Regions from separate parts of the Homo sapiens genome. Here region 2 is linked to region 1. Evidence: chromatin loops called from intact Hi-C (ENCODE). Cell type or tissue: HepG2. All regions are shown on one strand. Each heading gives the region's core, and the rest is flanking DNA. Links, peaks and the distances in the headings are about the cores only.

Region 1 (10,437 bases), core at 948-8,947:
AATAAATCCATCTCAGGATGGAGGCAGGGGAGGAGGGTTCAGAGCCTGGTTTAATTTGAATTAAAGAAAATGAATTTGTGAAGTCATACTCATACTTGCTACAAATACCACAAGCTTCACAAAGTAGCCATTCTCCTGCAGTGTGGACTCTCCCCTGAAAACTCACAGAACTCAGAACCAAAACCAGTGCCGGAGCATCTGTACCGTCTCCCATGGCCCTCTGTTCACTCCTGGCTTGGCCTGCAACCGGGTCTCTAATAATGCAGCAACTCTGCCCACCAGGTTGCTACTGCAAGCCCAACAAGGCTGAAGGATGTTTGCTTGGTAGGTGCTCAATAGAAACTAGGTGATTCAAAATAGAGTCCTTTTAAATCACCTTATACTACATACTGCATACTACCAAAGCTAAGCATGTCTATAATTTTGCATACATTTATCCATTGCGTTCTTTCCTGCCATTTGCAAACTATTACCATTACAGTCATATGTCCCTTAAAGATAGGGATATTTTCTTTTTCTTTTTTTTTTTTTTATTGATCATTCTTGGGTGTTTCTCACAGAGGGGGATTTGGCAGGGTCATAGGACAATAGTGGAAGGAAGGTCAGCAGATAAACAAATGAACAAAGGTCTCTGGTTTTCCTAGGCAGAGCACCCTGCGGCCTTCCGCAGTGTTTGTGTCCCTGGGTACTTGAGATTAGGGAGTGGTGATGACTCTTAATGAGCATGCTGCCTTCAAGCATCTGTTTAACAAAGCACATCTTGCACCGCCCTTAATCCATTTAACCCTGAGTGGACACAGCACATGTTTCAGAGAGCACAGGGTTGGGGGTAAGGTCATAGATCAACAGGATCCCAAGGCAGAAGAATTTTTCTTAGTACAGAACAAAATGAAAAGTCTCCCATGCCTACTTCTTTCTACACAGACACAGCAACCATCCGATTTCTCAATCTTTTCCCCACCTTTCCCCCTTTTCTATTCCACAAAACCGCCATTGTCATCATGGCCCGTTCTCAATGAACTGTTGGGTACACCTCCCAGACGGGGTGGCTGCCGGGCGGAGACGCTCCTCACTTCCCAGACGGGGTGGCTGCCGGGCGGAGGGGCTCCTCACTTCTCAGACGGGGCGGCCGGGCAGAGACGTTCCTCACCTCCCAGAAGGGGCGGCGGGGCAGAGGCGCTCCCCACATCTCAGAAGATGGGCGGCCGGGAAGAGGCGCTCCTCACTTCCCAGATGGGATGGCGGCCGGGCAGAGATGCTCCTCACTTTCCAGACTGGGCAGCCAGGCAGAGGGGCTCCTCACATCCCAGACGATGGGCGGCCAGGCAGAGATGCTCCTCACTTTCCAGACGGGGTGGCGGCCGGGCAGAGGCTGCAATCTCGGCACTTTGAGAGGCCAAGGCAGGTGGCTGGGAGATGGAGGTTGTAGCGAGCCCAGATCACGCCACTGCACTCCAGCCTGGGCACCATTGAGCAATGAGTGAATGAGACTCCGTCTGCAATCCCGGCACCTCGGGAGGCCGAGGCTGGCGGATCACTCGCGGTTAGGAGCTGGAGACCAGCCCGGCCAACACAGCGAAACCCCGTCTCCACCAAAAAAATATGAAAACCAGTCAGGCGTGGCGGCGCGCGCCTGCAATCGCAGGCACTAGGCAGGCTGAGGCAGGATAATCAGGCAGGGAGGTTGCAGTGAGCCGAGATGGCAGCAGTACAGTACAGCTTCGGCTCGGTATCAGAGGGAGACCATGGAAAGAGAGGGAGAGGGAGAGGGAGACCGTGGAAAGAGGGAGAGGGAGAGAGGGAGAGAGGGAGAGGGGGAGAGGGAGAGCGTGTCTCCTTCCTTTGTTGGCTGGGTAGTAATTCTGTCCAAGATAGGGATATTTTCTAAGATGTGCATTGTTACATAATTTTGTTGTTGTTCAAACATTATAGGGTGAACTTACACAAACCTATATGATATAGCCTGCTACATACCTAGGCTGTATGGTAGAGCCTGCTGCTCCTAGCCTACAAACCTGTACAGCATGTTACTGTACTAAATATTGTCAGCAATTGTAGCACAATAAGTATTTGTGTATCTAAACATATCTAAACATAGAAGAGGTACAGTAAAGAGATCATATAAAAGATTAAAAATGATCCACCTATATAAGACATTTGCCGTGAATGGAGCTTGCAGGACAGGAAGTCGCTCTGGGTGAGTGAGTGGTGAGTGAATGGGAAGGCCTAGGACATTATTACTGTGCACTACTGTAGACTTGATGAACAAATAGATTTAGTGTAGCCTATTTTTTCTTTGATAATAAATTAACCTTAGCTTACTGTACCTTTTTTACTTTATAGACTTTTTATCCTTTTTTTAACTTTTTGATTTTTTTTTTGAGACAGTCTCACTCTGTCCCCCAGGCTGGAGTGCAGTGGCACAATCTTAGATCACTTCAACCTCCACCTCCTGGGTTCAAGCTATTCTCCTGCCTCAGCCTCCCAAGTAGCTGGGACTACAGGCACCTGCCACCACACCTGGCTAATTTCTGTATTTTTAGTAGAGACAGGGTTTCACCATGTTGGCCAGGCTGGTATCAAACTCCTGACTTCAAATATCCACCCACCTTGGCCTCCCAAAGTGCTGGGATTACAGGCATGAGCCACCGTGCCTGGCCAACTTTTTGACTCTTTTATAACACAGCTTAAAACACATTGTACTGCTATACACAAATAATTTATTTGTATCCTTATTCTGTATGCTTTTTTTCTAATGTTTTTTCTTACTTTTAAAACTTTTCTTAGTAAAAACTAAGACACAAACATCCACATTAGCCTAGGCCTACACAGGGTCAGGATCATAATATCACTGTCTTTCACCTCAACGTCCTGTCCCACTGGAAGGTCTTCAGGGGCAAAAACATGCATGGAGCTGTCATCTCCTATGATAACAATGCCTTCTGAAGGACCTGCCTGTCCTGTGTTATAGCTAACTTTTTTTAATAAGTAGAAGGATTACACTCAAAAATAATGATAAAAATATAGTATAGTAAATATATAAACCAGTAATGTAGTATTTATTATCATTCTCAAGTATTATGTACTGTACATAATTGTATGTGCTATACTTTTATATGACTGGCAGTGCAGTTGGTTTGTTTATACCAGCATCACCACAAACATATAATGCATTGCACTGTGATGTTGGAATGGCTACGATGGCACTAGGTGATTGGAGTTTTTCAGCTACACTATAACCTTATGAGACCACTTTTGTATATGAGGACTGTCATTTACTAAAACGTCATTGTGTGACATGTGACTGTATTGCACATCTCACTTACCTTTTTTTCTATATGTCTTTCTGTTAAAAGCATCCCATTTTTTTTTTACAAAGCACTAGCCTCACGATCCCAACGTGACTCTAGTCACATGTGCATGAGAGAGTAGGTTTGTTTTCTCTTCTTCCTCCACTAACGTGTATACAAGCCTTGTTAATCAACACCTGTGCATTCTCTGAGGGGCTGTTCTGTGCGTGCTAAGGTGCTGCCAATGCCCCCCACCATGGATGGAGGGACAAAGAGGTGCCAGGCTCTGCTTGGTCCCCTGTCCAACTTTTAATAAACCAGGTCCAAAAATGAGCAACCTCTGACCACCACAAAATGCTCTGCCCAGCCATCTGCGTGGGGCTTGGGTCAGAGTCTCCTTGAAAATAAACAGGTGTCCTCATTCCAAGGGCCTTTAAAAAAGTCAGGCTGTGGCCCAAGGAAAACAAGGCCAAATATCTCAGAGGTTTATAATTCATTTTGTCACTTGGCCTTGTTAGTCTGGTTTGCAGGGGGAGCTCTGTGTGGGAAACAGGGCTGAGTTAATCAGAGGCAGACACCGAGGCCGACCACATGCAAAGGAGAAGCAAGAGAAGAGGAGGACAGAAAAATTTCCAGTATTTCCAAATGTGGGTGAAGCTAATCTTTCAGAGAAGGAAAAGTATGCATAATGTGGTGTGTCATTCCTGATTTGTAAAATGCTTGCACATGTGAATCATAATTCAATTAGATGGGGACAGTGACAGGCATCCTGGACTTGGAGTCAAAAGACCCTCATTCACCTTCAAGCTCTGCTACTTTTCTGAGCTCACTCACCTTAGACAATTTCCTTCAGGCCTCCCTGCCTCCAAGCTTCCTACCTCCCCCAGTCCAGCCTCAACATTGCCATTTGATCTCTTTTTCTTAAACACAAATTAGATCATGTCACTCTCCCGCTCAAAACCCTTTTTCACTCCCCCTGGAATAGAACCCAGCTCCTGGGAAGCACAGTAGAAGGCCTTCCACGATGAAGCAACCTCACCCCTGCACTATCCTTGCCTCACCTGCCAGCTCAGGTAGCACAGACCTGCTGTACTGCGAGTCCCCCAGCCTCTTGCTTTTGCTTATGCGATTCTACCAGGACAACCCTGCCCACTGCTTTATCTGATAAGCAGTTTGCACAAGCGACTTCTCCCCTGAGAACGCTTCCTAACCAGCACCCACAGCAAAGCTCCTCAAGCAATTAGCGTGCCACCCTGCCCTTGTAAAGCCCATACTGCAATCATCTGTTTATATGCACGGTTGCAAGATTTTGCTTATAAAAATAATGATAATAATAGATGCCCAGTTAACTGCTTTAGCATATATGGGACACACACACACACAAATTCCGTGTTAACCTGAAATTCAAATTTAACTGGGCATATGTTCATATGGCTTGTCCCTACTAGACTGGGTCACTGAAAATAGAGACTGAGACATCTTCATAGCCTTGGTACCCACAACATGACTGACTTACAGCAGGGGCTTGGGAAATACTTACTTTAGAGTTTTTAGCCTTAAAGTTACTAATCTTACAGGAAAATGAATAAACACTCCACTCACTTTTTATTTGCCTTCTTCAGTGAGATCTACATTAAGTGAGATCTAGGTTTTGCAGAAGGCTAAAGGTCACCCTTCTGCAAAATCTAGATTGCAGTTTCCAGACTGTCCGGCTCCAACCTGCCATGAGCCCCTGCGGACGCTAGATGGCGGAATGGGTTAAGGGACTAGCCCTGCTCTGGGGTCCGGGCGCCCCTATATAAAAGCAGGCGCTTCCTCTGCCGCAGAGCCCTGCATTATTGATTGTGACGCTGCCGCAGAGGTGGGAGGAGCCCGCCGCCATCTCGCCAAGTCTGCAGTATCGGGAACATGGCTTTAGGATCCTTTTCTCTCTCTGCAAAAAGTCCCTCGATAGCTGGAAAGAGAGAGCTCTCTGTGGCCCACATGATTGTTTTCATTCATAGGAAGATCAGACCTTCCCATAGTCAGAATCATTTTTATTTCACATTGTCATTCTGAATAGCGGCACCAAAGAATAGCAGCTGTACTTTCTGAAAGCCACTGATTTGAATCGGCACCTATCGTAAAATATTACCGCGTCACTGAAAGGCAAAATAGTCGGGGGCGGTGGGGGAAATTCATCATCTCTTTAGGTTTCTCAGTTACAAAACATTCTTATAAAAATAGATGAAAGTACTACGGACGTAAAATAGTTTCATGATATTTAAAACCACGGCCGTATTTTCAACCAGCATTCATTGGAACCGGAATCTGTATCTTGGAACTGAAAAGCGCTGATCTGAAACTAAACCGTGGGTGGGGCCCTGACGCCGTCCCCTCCGTGGCACCCTTCCCTCCGGGCCAGCAGAGGGCGCTCAACGGGCAGTCAAAGGGGCTCTCGCAGGAGTCCTGCCTATACAAACATTTTATTTTAGCAGGGAACTGAGTTGTCTATTTACTCACCAGTGTTTTTATTTAGCCAATGCCTTTCTTTGAATATAGATGTGCTGATTAGAGTGCTGTATTGTTCCCTCTCTTTATGAGCCACACATATAATGCATCCTCCATGTTGTCTCATTTGAGTTTCCTTTGTGAAATGAGAATTTAGAGACAGTGTAAAACATCTTGACTAAAGAATCTTAGATTCTGTACTCATAACCATCAAATATAATTCAACAACACATTTAAAGCAGCTTTTCCTGTTGAATCTTTCCCAAGCATTTTGCTTTTTCTTTCCATTGGAAATATCTTTCTTCATGTATCTGTGTATCATCAGTTTTAGTAATATTTGCTCAAATTAATATTTGCTCAAATTGTGTCGTTATCGGGATACAATTAAGTGGAATGAACAGATTAGGAAAGAGGCAAACAACACACTGGGCCTACTAAAGAGGAGCCTCCTCTCCTACCAGCTGTGAGCTCTCAGTGAGCTCAGGGTGTGTTCGTATGTTCCACGAAAGAAACTAAGAGTTAATTAATCTGTCCTGGTACGCGGAGGTCAATCAAGACAGTTTCCACCTGAATTCAGAAAGGTTACATCATTGTTTAAAAGAAATACACACACACACACACACACACACACACACACACACACACCACTTTTCCAAATCCACATGTAATGTAATTGAATCAACTGCTAAATCAAATGCTGTCTTAAGACTTGACAGAACAAAACTGAGCTCACGCTTACACACACTAGGACTGTTAATTGATGAGGCTCATCCACAAAAGACTCTCCAAAGTGAATCTCGTGTCACAGTTTCAGAGTGTGGAAAGCAACTCTTCAGTCCTGGATGATGGCTTTCAGAATGCCATCTGTGTCCTGTGCATGCCAGGCACACAGACACTGCCCTTACCTGCCCCTCAGGTTTTATGTCCAAAGTTAGTATGTCCACCTTCAGTAAGCAAGAATATCAGTTCTTAAACTCAGGTTCACAATAAATATATTTTTAGAATCCCTTAAATCAAGTCGCATGTAACTCCAAGTCCCCCTTTTATTGAGCTGTTGGACAGCTGAATCATAATCATTATTGGGCACCTCCTCCATCCTGGTTTGGGTCAGGGTTCCAGGTCCCTGCAGCCCACAGGCAATGGTTCCTTCAGGTTTGACAATCCTGCTATTTCAGTACCAGCCTTGGGTCATGAGAACATTGGTGCACTGGAAGATGCTGCATCTAGGGACCAATCTCCCTGGCTGGAGTCGCTGCTAGGGATATCTTGGCACCTCCCCAGCCCAGCACACTGCCAAGGAGAGGTGAGCAGCTCCCATTCTCACAGGACCTCTGACCAGTCTTGGGGGAGGAGAATCTCTTCCAGCCACCTAGCTGCTCCAAAAATGTGCCACTTCCTCCTCCCACTCTAGGAATTTACTGTAAACGGTAGTATCAGCTGTAAACCCTTTCAAACAAGATGGTGCCACCATCCCCACCCCCATTCCCAATAAAACTAAGGAGCTGCAGAAACTAAATGTGTGGATTGGCACTGCATGGGAAAAAGTTCTGTTCTAATGGGACAACGTAATGCTAAAGATTCAAAGCCACTTTGATCAAAAACATTCTGTCTTTTCTGGACAGTTACAAAAAGAGGAAAGATGGAAACTTTCCCACCATGGAGAACATGGGAGCTCTGTTTTGGGGCTCTTGAAGCATTTCCATGTATAAACACTTTGTTTTGTTAGCCAGCATTTTCGGTTCATGCATTCCTTCAGTCCCACCTCTAATTAAGCAAAGGCATTAAATTTTTAGTATCAGTAATAAATATCCCTTCCACCCCCCAAAAATGTTTATTACAATTATATGTTTTTTCTGCTACTGAAAAGGAATAACTTAAGTTTATGTGATGTAAATGTTGGCTTTGAGAAAATGAATAGGGAAGTGAGTCAGGAAGCAATCAACAGGAAGCATAATGGTGGGAAAGAAAGCTGGGACTCACAACCCCTGAGATCTGGAGGGTGAATGCAGGTCACCGGGCCACTTCCTTTAGGGAGCTCATTATTTCAGAGACAGCACACCATTGTTGGAACCCTGTGTAGCAGCACTGTCTAGCAGAACTTTCAGCAATTATGGAAATATTCTATAATATAGAACTATAATGTGCTGTTGAGCATTTAAAATATGGTCAGTGTGAATGAGGAACTACATTTTTTATTTTATTTAATTTTAATTAATTTAAGTTTAAATAGTCATAAGTGGCTAGTAGCTGCCATGTTGATAGCATAACTCTGAAGTCTTTTTTCTTTTTTAATCCATAATTTATCCCTCACATATTTCCATAAATGTTTTTGTAAGCTAAGACAGCTTACAAAAAAATCAAGCACAGTATAAAACAGGAGAATTAAATTTTTTTTAATGATTGAAAAAAATAGTAAAAGAAGAGGAAAGCTCTGTAAAATAGAGCAGAGAACTAGATGCTCCCAGACACATGGAATGAGTCAGTGCCTTTGAAAATTAAATTTATTTCTAAATTGCTGGAAAGTAAAGCAAAAATGAAAAGTCATGCAGGAGGGAAAGGTGAAATTTGTAGTTAACCATTGTTTGGCTGCTCAGAAACACTCAGTTCCTGAAAATGGTCGCCTTGCCCCTGAAGCCCTTACTCTCAACCATTTCTTCTAGTTGGTATGGCCGAGCTCCTCTGGGTGATACCCCTGGGACCTCATCCAACCTGGCCAATCATAGTCCTTTCTTTGAGAGATGACTGGAGACACAGAGAAGTGTGGTGTCTCCATAGACTGATGGATGGCATGTGTGAAACTTGGGGTGTGTTGAGCTGAGGGACAGAGGATGGCAGTCTGCACCAAGGCAGGGGACAACAATGTGGTTAGGGTCACCAGTACAGGCTATGGATTCACACTCGCTCTCTTACTACAATAGCTGTGTGACATTGGACACATGCCTTTACTTCCCCAGGCTTCCACCTCTGAAAAATGGAATAATTTTAGTTCAGATTTTACAGAGTTGTTGTAAAAATAAATAAATAAATAAAATGCAATGAACCTAAGCAGAAAGCATGCCTAGGACATAATAAATGCTCCACAAATATTATTAATTATATGAATATTGGCAGCAGAGTCCTGACAACATTCATGTTTTTGGATTTGTGTCATTCCCAAAGTCCAAGCATGGATTCCACTGGATTCCATGAGACATGCTCCTCCCCCATATTCTTTTTTTTCCCCAGTTTTATTGAGCTGTAATGGACAAATCTCTCCCATATCCTTAAAATGAAATTTCTGTTTTGCTTAAGCTAATTTGGATTGGGTTTCTGCTAACTGCCTCCAACAGAGTTCTCACTTGTATGTCACCTTGTTTGGAAGTCTAACTTGTCTTCCTCCCTACGCAGAAGGCCAGGTCAGCTGCAGGAGCACCTAACCTTTGCAGACTCTTCACAGGCAACAGGCATGGAATAGGAGAATGCAGATGAACCAGTCATAGTAAAGATACTATCTTTAGTGAACATTTGCTATGTTTGTGGCTGCCCATCACCCACACTCTCTTCTTATTTGGGAATAAACCTCCCAGAATATGCATCTTGGAGGGACATGCGGCTCCATCTCCTATGATAGGATCTGGAAGTTGCCACATCAAGCTTTTCTCCACTCCTAGGCAATCTATGCACTGTGTTCTTCTCTGAATTCTACATAGCTAAGAACAGGAAGACCCAGTGCCCAGCACTGTTGCCAACACAGTAGATAATAATTGTCTGTTGAACAAATGAATAAGGGAGCCAGTGGACGAGTTAATGCGGAAGCAGTAAACTAAAGCAGAATGAGGAGTCCGCTGCTCGTGGGCGCCAAGAAGGCGGGTGTTTGCCCTGGAATGTCAGCCTTGCCGTGAACTTGGTAATGGAGAAAGGGCAGGGCTGATGATCCAAAAAAATCTACTCATCACAAAAATATGAGGTTATTTGGTCGTTTGTTTTTCCTTGTGAGAAACGTTTACAAGGTAAACCTTCTGTTAAGGTAACGAGCACACCTTGCCTGAAACAGATGCGCACTGTGAACTGGTCATTAATGGAGCAAGTTGTGACCCTGTTTGATGGTGGAGCTAGATGCGCCGACACAGTCCAAGGACAGCTAACAGTTCATCACTGGCAGCTGTGGGATTTCTGACTCTTCGCTCTGCATTCATCCAGCTCAGTTCCCACAGGCCCCTGAAGTGACAGACTCACCCATACCTTGCTCATATACATTTGGATGATTTGGCTCATCTCTCAGGGCCTTCATTTCCGATATTCCCCCACTCTTTATTGAATCCAAAACAAAGAAGAAAAGAACCATTTCTGACAATGTTTGTCATCTATAGAAATAAAATTACATTTCTGTTTTTTTTGTTGTTGTTGTTTCTGTTTGTTTGTTTTCCTGCTTCTTATCGCATCAGGGGAAGACAGCCAGACAGATTTCCACCAATTTGGGACCCCCCAGCTTAAAATATTGACTAACTGGTGTTTGAAAATGGTACTGTAGGGGCCCCTGAAGGCTCCTTTGAGAGGTAGGCAGCCATCCGCTGGGGAAGCAGCACACAGAGGCATAGAAGCCAGGCTGACCGTGCCTCTGGGACTGAGATGAAGTAAGAAGCAGGCACACAGCAGGCCCTCTGGTTCACAGGCTTCT
Region 2 (10,437 bases), core at 714-8,713, 120 kb before region 1:
GTGTGTGTGTGTGTGTGTGTGTGTGTGATGGTATGCATCTAGTCTAACCCCACTAGACCGTGAGCATCCAAGGGCAGCACTCCAGCCTTGCACAAATTGTATCTTCCTAGCACCAAACACAATAACTTGCATTTGTTACATCTATTGATGAACAGATGGATGGACAAATGCTTGGAGCACTGTCAAGTAATACAGATTTGATTTATGTACACTGGTTCTTCATGATCACAAATACTCTTATTTCATATTAACTTGGACTTCTAAATTACTAAACACTACTTTCACCATTCTTTTGCATACTTTTGCAAAATATCATGAAATTTTAATTCCTTCCAACAAAATTTAAAATCCAATGTTTTATTTATAGTCTTTCCTACGACAAATAGATTTGAATGGATCTGACCTTACTGGAATTTGACTCTGTGTTTTAGAAAACAAACTTAAGTGGGTTTGTTGTTGTTGTTTTGAGACACAGTCTTACTCTGTCACCCAGGCTGGAGTACAGTGGCACAATCTTAGCTCACCACAACCTCCACCTCCTGGGTTCAAGCAATTCTGTTGCCTCAGCCTCCCAAGTAGCTGGGATTACAGGCATGTGCCACCACACCCGGCCCAAATTTAATTGTTTTAATTTTACATTTCACTATTACACCTACAGCATGGGCTAGAAAAGAATAATCCCCAAATTTCAGTTATCATACAAAACCAAAAAAGTACCCACAGAGCTTAATCATTTTGACATGTACCAACAGTAGCCATACAACTAGCAATTACATTATTTTGTCATCTTACCTCTATCTCCAAAGGGTAACAGAATGATTAAAAACTTATCAGATGAACATGAGATTGTATAGTTTAAAAGTAAGTAAAATACTCCTTCAAAAGCACTGTTTAGGGATTACTATATACCCAAGCTTTACCTTCCCAGGACTGTTTTTTGTTGTTTTTGTTGCTGTTGCTGTTGCTGTTGTTGTTGTTGACCGTGGAACTTTTTCTATTTTTTTGCATATGTAATATGCACAGTGAAGCATGCTGAATAGTGACAATTGTGTCATTTTCATAATTATCAGTTTTCAACATTTTACTTTGTTCAAGTTGACCACTTTTCTGTGGAAATATCTTTATTTGTTTCAAAGCTAATTTTATTCATTTCTGTCTAATGCTATATACGGTAAGTGGGAGAAACTCATTAACTTGAAGCATATTGTTTTTCATCTACTGCAAATAAGCTTATATACAGTGCTATTAGCACACAGCTTTGAAGTTTGTCTCTGACTTCAGGGTGTTAGCAGTGTTCTCCCGCAGTCACCCAGAGAGAACTTACAGAAGGGGTAAAGAACACTGTAAAAGGAAAACAGTTCTGTGAGAGGTAAATAATACCAACCTTTTTTCAACTCCCTTCTTTTACATATTTTAATACACATATTTTACAGTATTGCTTTTGCTGTATAACTCCCAGTCTTTGTAAAGATAAGAATAATTGATCTCAGATAGTCACACTGTATTAGGCTTGATGGATATTCAGGGAAAATTGTTTCTTTAAAAATGTTCTTGCATTAAGAGGATGTTCAAATGTGATTCTTTTCTGTCTCTAGACCTACACCTACCCCATAACAACATATCTGGAGAAGATGGGTTCCATTCTTCCTTTTCTTTAAGCCAGAAAAGACTGCAGGGAGTAAGAAAGGACATTAAGATGAACTTAAAAAGCTTTAAAGTATTTCCTTCTCTATCTAGGCTTCTATAATTATTTCTATGATATTCTAGATTACACTATAATGTATATTTCAACTCTGACTTGTTACTATTTCTAAGGTAACTTCAACTCATTTTTCACTCAAATTGTAAAATGAGTCTTTTACTTTTCCCTCCTAAAGTTTCTTTCTATGTTTCTTTCAAACTCTAAACTCATTGGAAGCCCCATAATATTTCTTCAGAATCACAATGTCCCTGCCTCTAGAACCTAAAAGTGATGGTAGAAATTAAAGTACTCATCAAGACATGTATTAGTATTTACTTTCCCTTCTCAAAACATCTGAGCATTTACAATAAAGAGCTCTGAGAGGTATGAAGCAAGATTAAAATTTGATGCTTTAATAGTAGGGCCATTTTTAATTTTTAAAAGGACATAATAAGATTATTTTTGTATATTCTCTGTTCCTGTCCAAATGGGCTGTTTGTGTCAGGCCCAAGGCTGGCACATGATAAATACTTTTTGAATTAATTCATATTCCAATCACTGCAAATATAGAGCCTGTGTTCAATCCTTTCTCCATAGTCCTCTTTTATATTCTGGGAAAAAGAGACAAATGCCCTCTCTAAGGCGCTAGCTCTCTTTGAAATGACGGTGTTATAATAATCCTCCGTATGTCTAATCTCCCAAGATTCTTACTGTTGTTATCTCTGTATTATAAATGAGAAAGCAGCATCAAACAGGTAGCATTCCCCAAAGGCACACAGCAAGGATGGAGCTGGGATATGAACCCAGATTTGTCTGAGTCCAAAGAGAGCAAGTTGACATTTACTGCTCTCCCCAACGCTTTCCCTAAAGACATATTCACTTCACTCTCCCTTACTCTTCCTTCCCGCAGAAACAACAGGAAAGAGTGAGGGAACAAATGGAAGTGGTGAACATGTCTCTGAGCACATCTGCGGACTCTCTGACAACACCTCGTCTAACTCTTTCAGAACTTGATGATATAATAAAGGTAAGGACGCACGTGACTTGTTCAGGTTTGTATTTCCAGCAGGTTACAACAGCAGCTCAGTGTCACAGAATAATAATAAATTCATATCTAACCAGTGAGCAGGCATTATAAAGATCAGATGACTGAATGTTTTAGTTTCTTGCACTGTACGATGACCACCAGCCACATATGACTACTTAAATTTAAATTACTTAAAATTAAATAAAATTAAAATTTTAATTCTTCAGTCACATTAGCCACTTTTCAAGTCCTCAGCAGCCACATAGCTAGCAGCTACTATATTCAGTGGCACAAGCATTGTGCAGAAACAGGCATTGCGCCACTGAATATAGTGGAACTTCTTGCAGAGAGTTCTATTGAAAATGCTGCTCTCGATCCATCCTACTCACTCTTCACTCATAAAGTTGTGTTTGATAAATCTGGCATTCAAAATCAATAAAAGTCACATTTTGTAAAAGTAGAAAATTTCCAATAAAATGCAGTGAACTGAACTATCATGAAATTACTCTTAGTTCATTTTATTACCTTTCGAAAGATATCACTTTAAGGTCATTTGATTGTCCGTTGACTATTTCAGCACCAAACTGTCTTTCTCTCCAAACTGACTCCCATCACTCTCCTTGGTGACAGCAAAATCCATATGGATGAAGTCACCGACTCTCTGACCTCCAGCTCCTTGAACTTGCCCTTTCCAGCAAGCTTATCCTCCAGTCCACCTCTGTTTTCCCACCTATGGCCATACCCAGATCTTGTCCTCAGTAACAGTACCTCCTCCCAAACCCTAGTTTCAAGCACCTCCCTCCCAGAGCACCATCTCCTATCTCACTTATTCTAGAATGCCCACTCCAGTAATTCTCTGGCCACATGGAGACCTCCCTGCCTTTTTTACCGTACCCCTCTCATGTCCTTTCTTCCCTCCTTAAGCAGCTCAAATTATCAAATATAATAATTCTTTCAAAATACCCTTAACTACCATATCTGCCTGTTCCTCTGTTGTACCTACCTGAGATTTCTGACTCATCCCCAGCACCATGGCCATACCAGAGCAGCTGCATGCGACTGGTGGGAACCCACTTCCCATGCTATCAGTTCTGCCTGGTGACTTGGCTTCCTGCTTTCTGAAAAATTAGAAACAAAGAGAAGAGAACTCCCTTCATCCTTCCTCCCCAGATCCGCCGGCCCGCCTGCATCTGTGCCCACACCTCTGCCTCCCCTCCGTTGTAAGCATTCCTTCTCCTGCCCGGCCTTGAAAACAGGTTGCAGGGTTTCACTCCTCAAGTTATGCCCTTTCTTCTGAATCATCCCGTTCTCATTCTTTACTTAATCATTACCATCAGCGTACAAACGTGCTGTACTATCTCCTATCTTTTAAATATCAAAAAGAAAAAAGCCCTGTAAAAAAATCTTTTATAAAGCTTGCATCCCCTCTAACTTCTGCCCTACCATTCTGCTCAGCTTCACAGCAAAATGTCTCGAGTGACTTATCATTGCTGTTTCTACCTCCCAGACTCCCACTGTCCCCTATACTCGGCCGTTTCTGAAGGGGGTTCCATCCCCTTCACTGAGACTGTTCCTGTCCAGGTCACCAGCGACCCGCCTGTCTCTCCCGGGCTTTCTCAGCCCTCCCTCCTCTAAACACCAGGTGGCGCCCTTGTCCTGGCTGCTCTGGTACCGCTCATGGCCTCTACCCTGGCTAGCGGTTTCTTCCCAGCCCCCTTTGCTAGCCTCGCCTCTGCACACCCTCTAAGTGGTCAATATTTTAGGCTCTGCAGGCCACGTACAACCACTGTCTCTTATTTTTTTCTGGGTTTTGTTTGTTTTTAATTTTTTTTTACAACCGTTTAAATATGTAAGATATATTCTCAGCTCAACAGGCTTTGGTTTGGTGCAGTGGCTCACGCCTCTAATCCCAGCACTCTGGGAGGCCAAGGTGGGGGAAAGTGCTTGAACCCAGGAGTTCAAGACCAGCCTGGGAAACATAGTGAGACCCCCTCTCTACAAAAAAGAAAATTTTTTTTTAAATAGCTAGGCGTGGTGGTGCATGCCTACAGTCCCAGCTGCTCAGGAGGCTGAGATGGGAGGATCACTTGAGCCCGGGAAGTGCAGGCTGCAGTGAGCCGTGATGGTGCCTCTGCACTCCAGCCTGGGTGACAAGGTGAGACCCTGTCTCAAAAAAAAAAAAAAAAAAAAAAAAGATTTGAGCTGCACTTGACACTGGGCCATGTTGATCTCTGCTCTGGATAATGAATGGCTCTGTGCTTGGTCCTAGGCCTTCTTTTCTACCTATACTCTCTCCCTAGCTGATCTCATTGACTCCCTTGGCTTTAAAGAACAATTACACACCAATGAATACACAATTATACCTCCAGCTATGACACCTCCACGGAGTTCCAAACTCCTATATCCGAGTGCTAACTTGACATTTTCAAGTCAGAACTCAGTACGACTGTAATAAAGTCACAGTCTCATCTATGATGTATTAATAATAGACATATCAAACTTGACATGTCTTAAATAAAACCCACTCCTTCCCCAGTCTTCTCCATCTCAATAAATGGCACAACCCAATTGCTCAAATCAAAACTCCAGAGTCACTACTGCTTTCTCCTTTCTCCTTATCTCTAAAATGAATCTTGATTTCTTTCTTTCTATTTTATTTTATTTATTTTTTTATTGTTATTTTTTTTGAGACGTGGCTTCATCCTTGTTGCCCAGGCTGGAGTGCAATGGAGTGATCTCGGCTCACTGCAACCTCTGCCTCCTGGGTTCAAGCAATTCTCCTGCCTCAGCCTCCCGAGTAGCTGGGATTACAGGCATCCACCACCATGCCCGGCTAATTTTTTGTATTTTTAGTAGAGATGGATTTTCACCATGTTGGCCAGGCTGGTCTCAAACTCCTGACCTCAGATGATCCACCTGCCTTGGCATCCCAGAGTGCTGGGATTACAGGCGTGAGCCACCACACCAGGCCTTGAATCTTGATTTCTGACCACTTTCCTTGTCTCTACTGCTGCTCTTTGGTCCAAGTCACCTCATCTACAGTTTAAATTGCCACCAGAGCCTCCTAGCTGATCCAACTGTCTCCACTCTTGTCCTTCAAGACATATTCTTTATGCAGTAGCAGAACAATCCTTTAAAAACATAACCAACATTATTTCTACTATAGACACTCCCCAGTGGCACTTAAAGTAAGAAACAAGCTCATTTTGTCATGGCCCATGAGACCCTACATGACCCAGCTCAGACCCACTTTTCTGACCACATACCCAACTCTTTTCTCACTCACTGCACTCCAGCCCAACAAACTCCTCTCTATTTTTCAAATATACCATACTTATTTCCTGCCTCAGGATTTCTGCACCTGCTGCCCTCAGATCTTCAAATGGCTGGTGTCCTTATGACCCTGACATCCAAATGAACCCCTTACCCCACTCACTCCTCATCCCACCCCACCTGTCATATGTTATTCAAAATATCTTTTACTCCCTGAAATTAGCTTGTTTGCTTGTTTGATCACTTGTTTATTACCTGTATCTCTCCCACTAAACTGTAAATTCCTTGAAAGTGGAGACTGTGTTCAAAGGTATTCTACCCCCAGAAGAGTTCCTGGTCCATAATGAGCACACAGGGAATATTTGTTGATGGAATGAATGAGTAAAAGTGGTATGTCCATGGTCTATTTTCCACTTATACAATTAAAAACATTTTTTTCAAAGTATTGTTCCCCAGATGACCAACCAAAATGGCTAGAGGTTTAATACTGCCTCCATAAAAGTAAACCCTTTGTACTACAAACCCTTTGTGCTACATTCTGGGATTACAAAAATAAGTTAAACTCAGTTCCTGCCTCCTAGGATTGTATGATGTGATGAGTTAAATAATCACTTAAAATTATTACAATCATTTGACACATGAATGAATAATAAAAACACATGGCAACACTTAACTCATCCTGAGGAGGTTAGGGATGGCCTCAAAAAGGAAGTGATATTTGAGCTGAATTTGAAAGGAGGAGTAGAGCTTTCCAGGTAGATTAGACAGAAAATAAAGGAAAATTATTCCAGAAAGGGAAAATATTTGCAGAGGTAAGAGACCAGAAAAAATTGTGGAGCATTAAAACAACAACCAGTTGGTCAAGATTAGACCATGGGATATAGCAGGTTGGGGGTCATGAGAATTGATGAAATTGGTGAGAGAAGAGCGGTCAGCTGATGATGTCATGCTTAGAAATTGGACTCATTCCTGCAAAGCAACTGGCTGATTCTGAGAAGGGAAATAACATGGTCAGATTTTCTTAATAGGAAGATTACCTTTCCTGCAAGACAGTGGAGAATGGATTAGAATACTCAAAGACTGCCCTCAGAGAAAGAAGTGAGATCACTCAGGGGAGAGGAAAGGGCTGGGAGTCAAATGCCAAGTTTCACGGTCTCTTTCTTGGTCAGGGAAAGAGGAGACCCAGGAGATAGCATAGTCACAGAAGCTAGGAAAAGAAAAGAGTTTTAAGCAAAGACAGTGGCCAACACTGTAGCAAACCACAGATGGGTCCAGTAAATAAGGATGGGAAAATGTCAAGTGGATCTGGAGATTTGGGGCCAGGTGTTGGTGATCTTGGCAAGAAACATTTCTGTAAAGTGCACTGTGTCAAAGCAAGAGAAAAAGCTAGAAGGGAGCCTAAAGTGAAAGAATAAGGTTTTTTGTTTGTTTGTTTGTTTGTTTTGTTTTTTGACGGGAGATACTTGAGCATGTTTATATCTGAGAAGAGTCAGTAGCTAGAAAGCAAGAATGAATAACGGGGTTACCAAGACAATGGGGCAGCATGCTTTATACAGAAAATGAACATTTTCCTCTTAAAATTGGAGAGAAATTTTTGTGTAGGTGTAGCTATAAATACATCTATAGAGTTTGCGGGGAAGGGCTGGGGGCTGGTTGCAAAAAGCTGGGGAAATACCTGTTCATTGGTTTTGGAGTCTCTGAGGGAGTTAACCAATAAATAGTGACCCTTTCCAGAACCCAAGTTCTAAACAGGTGGAAACATAAATAAAATAGTAAATACAGAGACCAAGGAGGTTGCCTTATTTCTGAAGCAGCTAAGCAGCAGGCATGGCTTTAGGTCTCTTAGCCAAGTGGGGTAGCTGACATTCAGTCCCAGTATTAAGCAGCTGTGCCCACCCAGACAGGCAACACCGTAAGGCTTAGATGGGGGTTCTGCCCAGAATAGTTTTAACATGGAGGAACACAGGAAAACTCAGGCTTTCTGCTGGCAGCTTGCTCCCAGGACAAAGAAGGGTGGAGTTGAGCAGAGCCTATAGAGTTATTCTTCCCAAATTTACCCACAAAATCAACCACTCCCCTCTCACAGGAGTAGAGTGAGGAAAGGGGTAGAGAGGTCTGGAGTTTCACTCACTGTGCTCCCTGCATATAAAGGAGACATCAGAAGTGTGGAAGAAGTGTCCCCCACTAACAGTTTATGACCTCCAAATAAAAAAGAAAATAAAGTGATCTGTTTACAATCAGATGGGGGTGGGTGAAGGAAATGTTGGCTTAGGAATCATGACAATGTTTAGAATCACTATTTGGGTGACTAGGAGAACAAATCTCTTTGCAGCATTGAGGGGCCAGCCAAGGCTGAAACTCACGGGTTTGCAGGAACATCCGTCTACACAGTTGCACGATCTTTAAGCAAAATCGTAGGTCTGTGGTTGTATTAAAAACCAAGAGAGCCTGTGTTACAAGGTGATTTTTAGGAAGTAGTCAGTCACCTGAAAGGTAACTGAAAGGTCAGATGAAAACTGAATGATGTCCATTAGATTTAGTAACTTAGATGTAATTAACTTCTCTTTTGGTAGAGTAATGGAGTAGAAATCAGACAGGACTAGGTCAAAATAGGAAATATAAAGTGAGAGAAAATAGAGACAACATATATAAACAACTTCCATTTTTTGAAATATGTTGCTATGAAGAGAGCAGAAAAGTATTGTAGTAACATTAGGGACATGTGTGGATAATTGAAGGTTTTAGTTTAGTTTTAGTTTTTAGGTCTGAAATGGTAGAGCATTTCTGGGTTGTGAATGCTAGCTAGGGAAGCAATCAATACAGAAGAAAGAGCTGGCAATGCGGGATAAATAGACATATACTTACAGTATTTTAGACTTATGTGGTCCTGCACTGAAATTTACTGACCTTCATAATAAGAAAGAACAGAGATTATCTTTTGGTGCCTAGGAAAAATGTTTTAAGTTCTTCTAAATTCAATGTATTTATTAAAATTTTTTTCTTTAGAATGCGTCAGGGATTTATGCAGAAATAGATGGAGCCAAAAGTGAACTACAAGTAAAACTATCTAACCTAAGTAACCTCAGCCATGATTTAGTCCAAGAAGCTATTGACCATGCACAGGACCTTCAACAAGAAGCTAATGAATTGAGCAGGTAATATCCTGGTTTTAGAAATGCAAATATCTACATGGGGTGAATAAAATATTACTATTCAATTCCATATGTCAGAACTACTGGGATACAATTTTACCAGGTTGATTAAGGTTGGGTATGCTTATGTGTTGATATGTTGGTTGGTTGGTTGGTTCCTTGGTTGCTTGGTTGGTTGGTTGGTTGGTTGGTTGTTCCATCTGAGAGTCCATCATTGTTCATTGCAATTGTTTGGGGGAGCTGGTCTTTTTTATTTAAAAAAAATCTGTCATATTAAAGGTCTGTGTTCCGGGAAGAGGGGGGTGTCTGTTCCACAATTTTTAGTAGGATGACCAAAGACAATGTATAAAACATTGTCAAATAAATCAGATCCCTTTAGAAGGTCTAATTCTAACATTACCTATTTATTTCATAGACAGCATTATCTTTCCACACCCAAGTGTCTTAAGTAAAACTGGTCGGGAATTGGCAATATAACTGACTTCTGATAAATACTCCACAGTGCCCAGCAGGAACTATTTGATTTCAACACCTGTTAAGAGAAAATCAATTGGCAATTTTCCTCCCAGCACCTAGAATAGAATCACACACCTCTTGGACACTCAATTAATGTTAACTGAAAAGTACTGAAAGATCAGAATTGAATTCATGACCCTGAAATAATAGGCAAATAATGAGATCATTATAGAGAAAGACTAGGAAAAAAGGACCAGTAAAGGTCATTAATAAAATAAGAACCAATATTAACTTCTGTTCAAAATATAAATCACCTTCTTATTCTTGATTGCCAAAATTTTCAAACACTCTTCCAAATCTCCTACGAAGAGAGAAGAAAAGAAAGAGAGAGGTCATATAAAATCTTGGTGTGTCAGTGGGTGAGACAGTGCCATATCCCACTCGGTATCATGGCCCTAGAAACATGAGCTTTTGATGAAGGCAATAAAATGGAGCTTAGAAAAAACACTATTTTGATAATATACTATATTAGCAGAATGTTGTTTTTGAGATCCATCTTATGGCTCTCTTCATTATTCTTTTGTCATTTTGTACCTACATCCCATTCATTGGGATTCCAAAATATAACTTCTGTGTATAATGCCACTCTGCAACAAACAGTGTTCCAGCATGATTCTAAGACAGTTACTACATGCTTTACGTGAAACATGATCCAAAATATCAATCACCCTCAAGTCCTTTTGTATTTAGAATATTTCTGACTATATATTCATGAAAGCATTTCAACTTAGAGACATCTTCATTCAAAAGGTGAGTATCCTTCCATATCTGTCTGGTGTACACAATGA

What was found. Peaks named below come from ENCODE experiments on the same cell type or tissue, not always from the same donor. Only the 100,000 strongest peaks of a DNase experiment are listed, where the experiment ranks them.
Region 2: it touches region 1 in a loop (11-fold over the local background); 8 of 110 quality-filtered maps call a loop at or near these places.

The regions. Positions count from the first base shown.
Region 1 is chr6:112,038,448-112,048,884 of GRCh38, reverse strand. No RefSeq gene overlaps it. Among named protein-coding and RNA genes, the nearest start is that of CCN6, 10 kb to the left of the region's middle. RefSeq lists a silencer at 5,021-5,120. In HepG2, for the core only: CTCF peaks have their summits at 5,039 (motif pointing right) and 5,703 (motif pointing right); DNase peaks (open chromatin) are centred at 5,084 and 5,684; H3K4me3 peaks cover 1,007 bases.
Region 2 is chr6:112,157,431-112,167,867 of GRCh38, reverse strand. It overlaps LAMA4 (laminin subunit alpha 4), which reads left to right. Exons shown (of 39, transcript NM_001105206.3): 13 at 2,592-2,708; 14 at 8,988-9,136. Among named protein-coding and RNA genes, the nearest start is that of LAMA4-AS1, 74 kb to the left of the region's middle. RefSeq lists an enhancer at 4,227-4,276. In HepG2, for the core only: a CTCF peak has its summit at 4,360 (motif pointing right); a DNase peak (open chromatin) is centred at 4,347; H3K27me3 peaks cover 1,518 bases.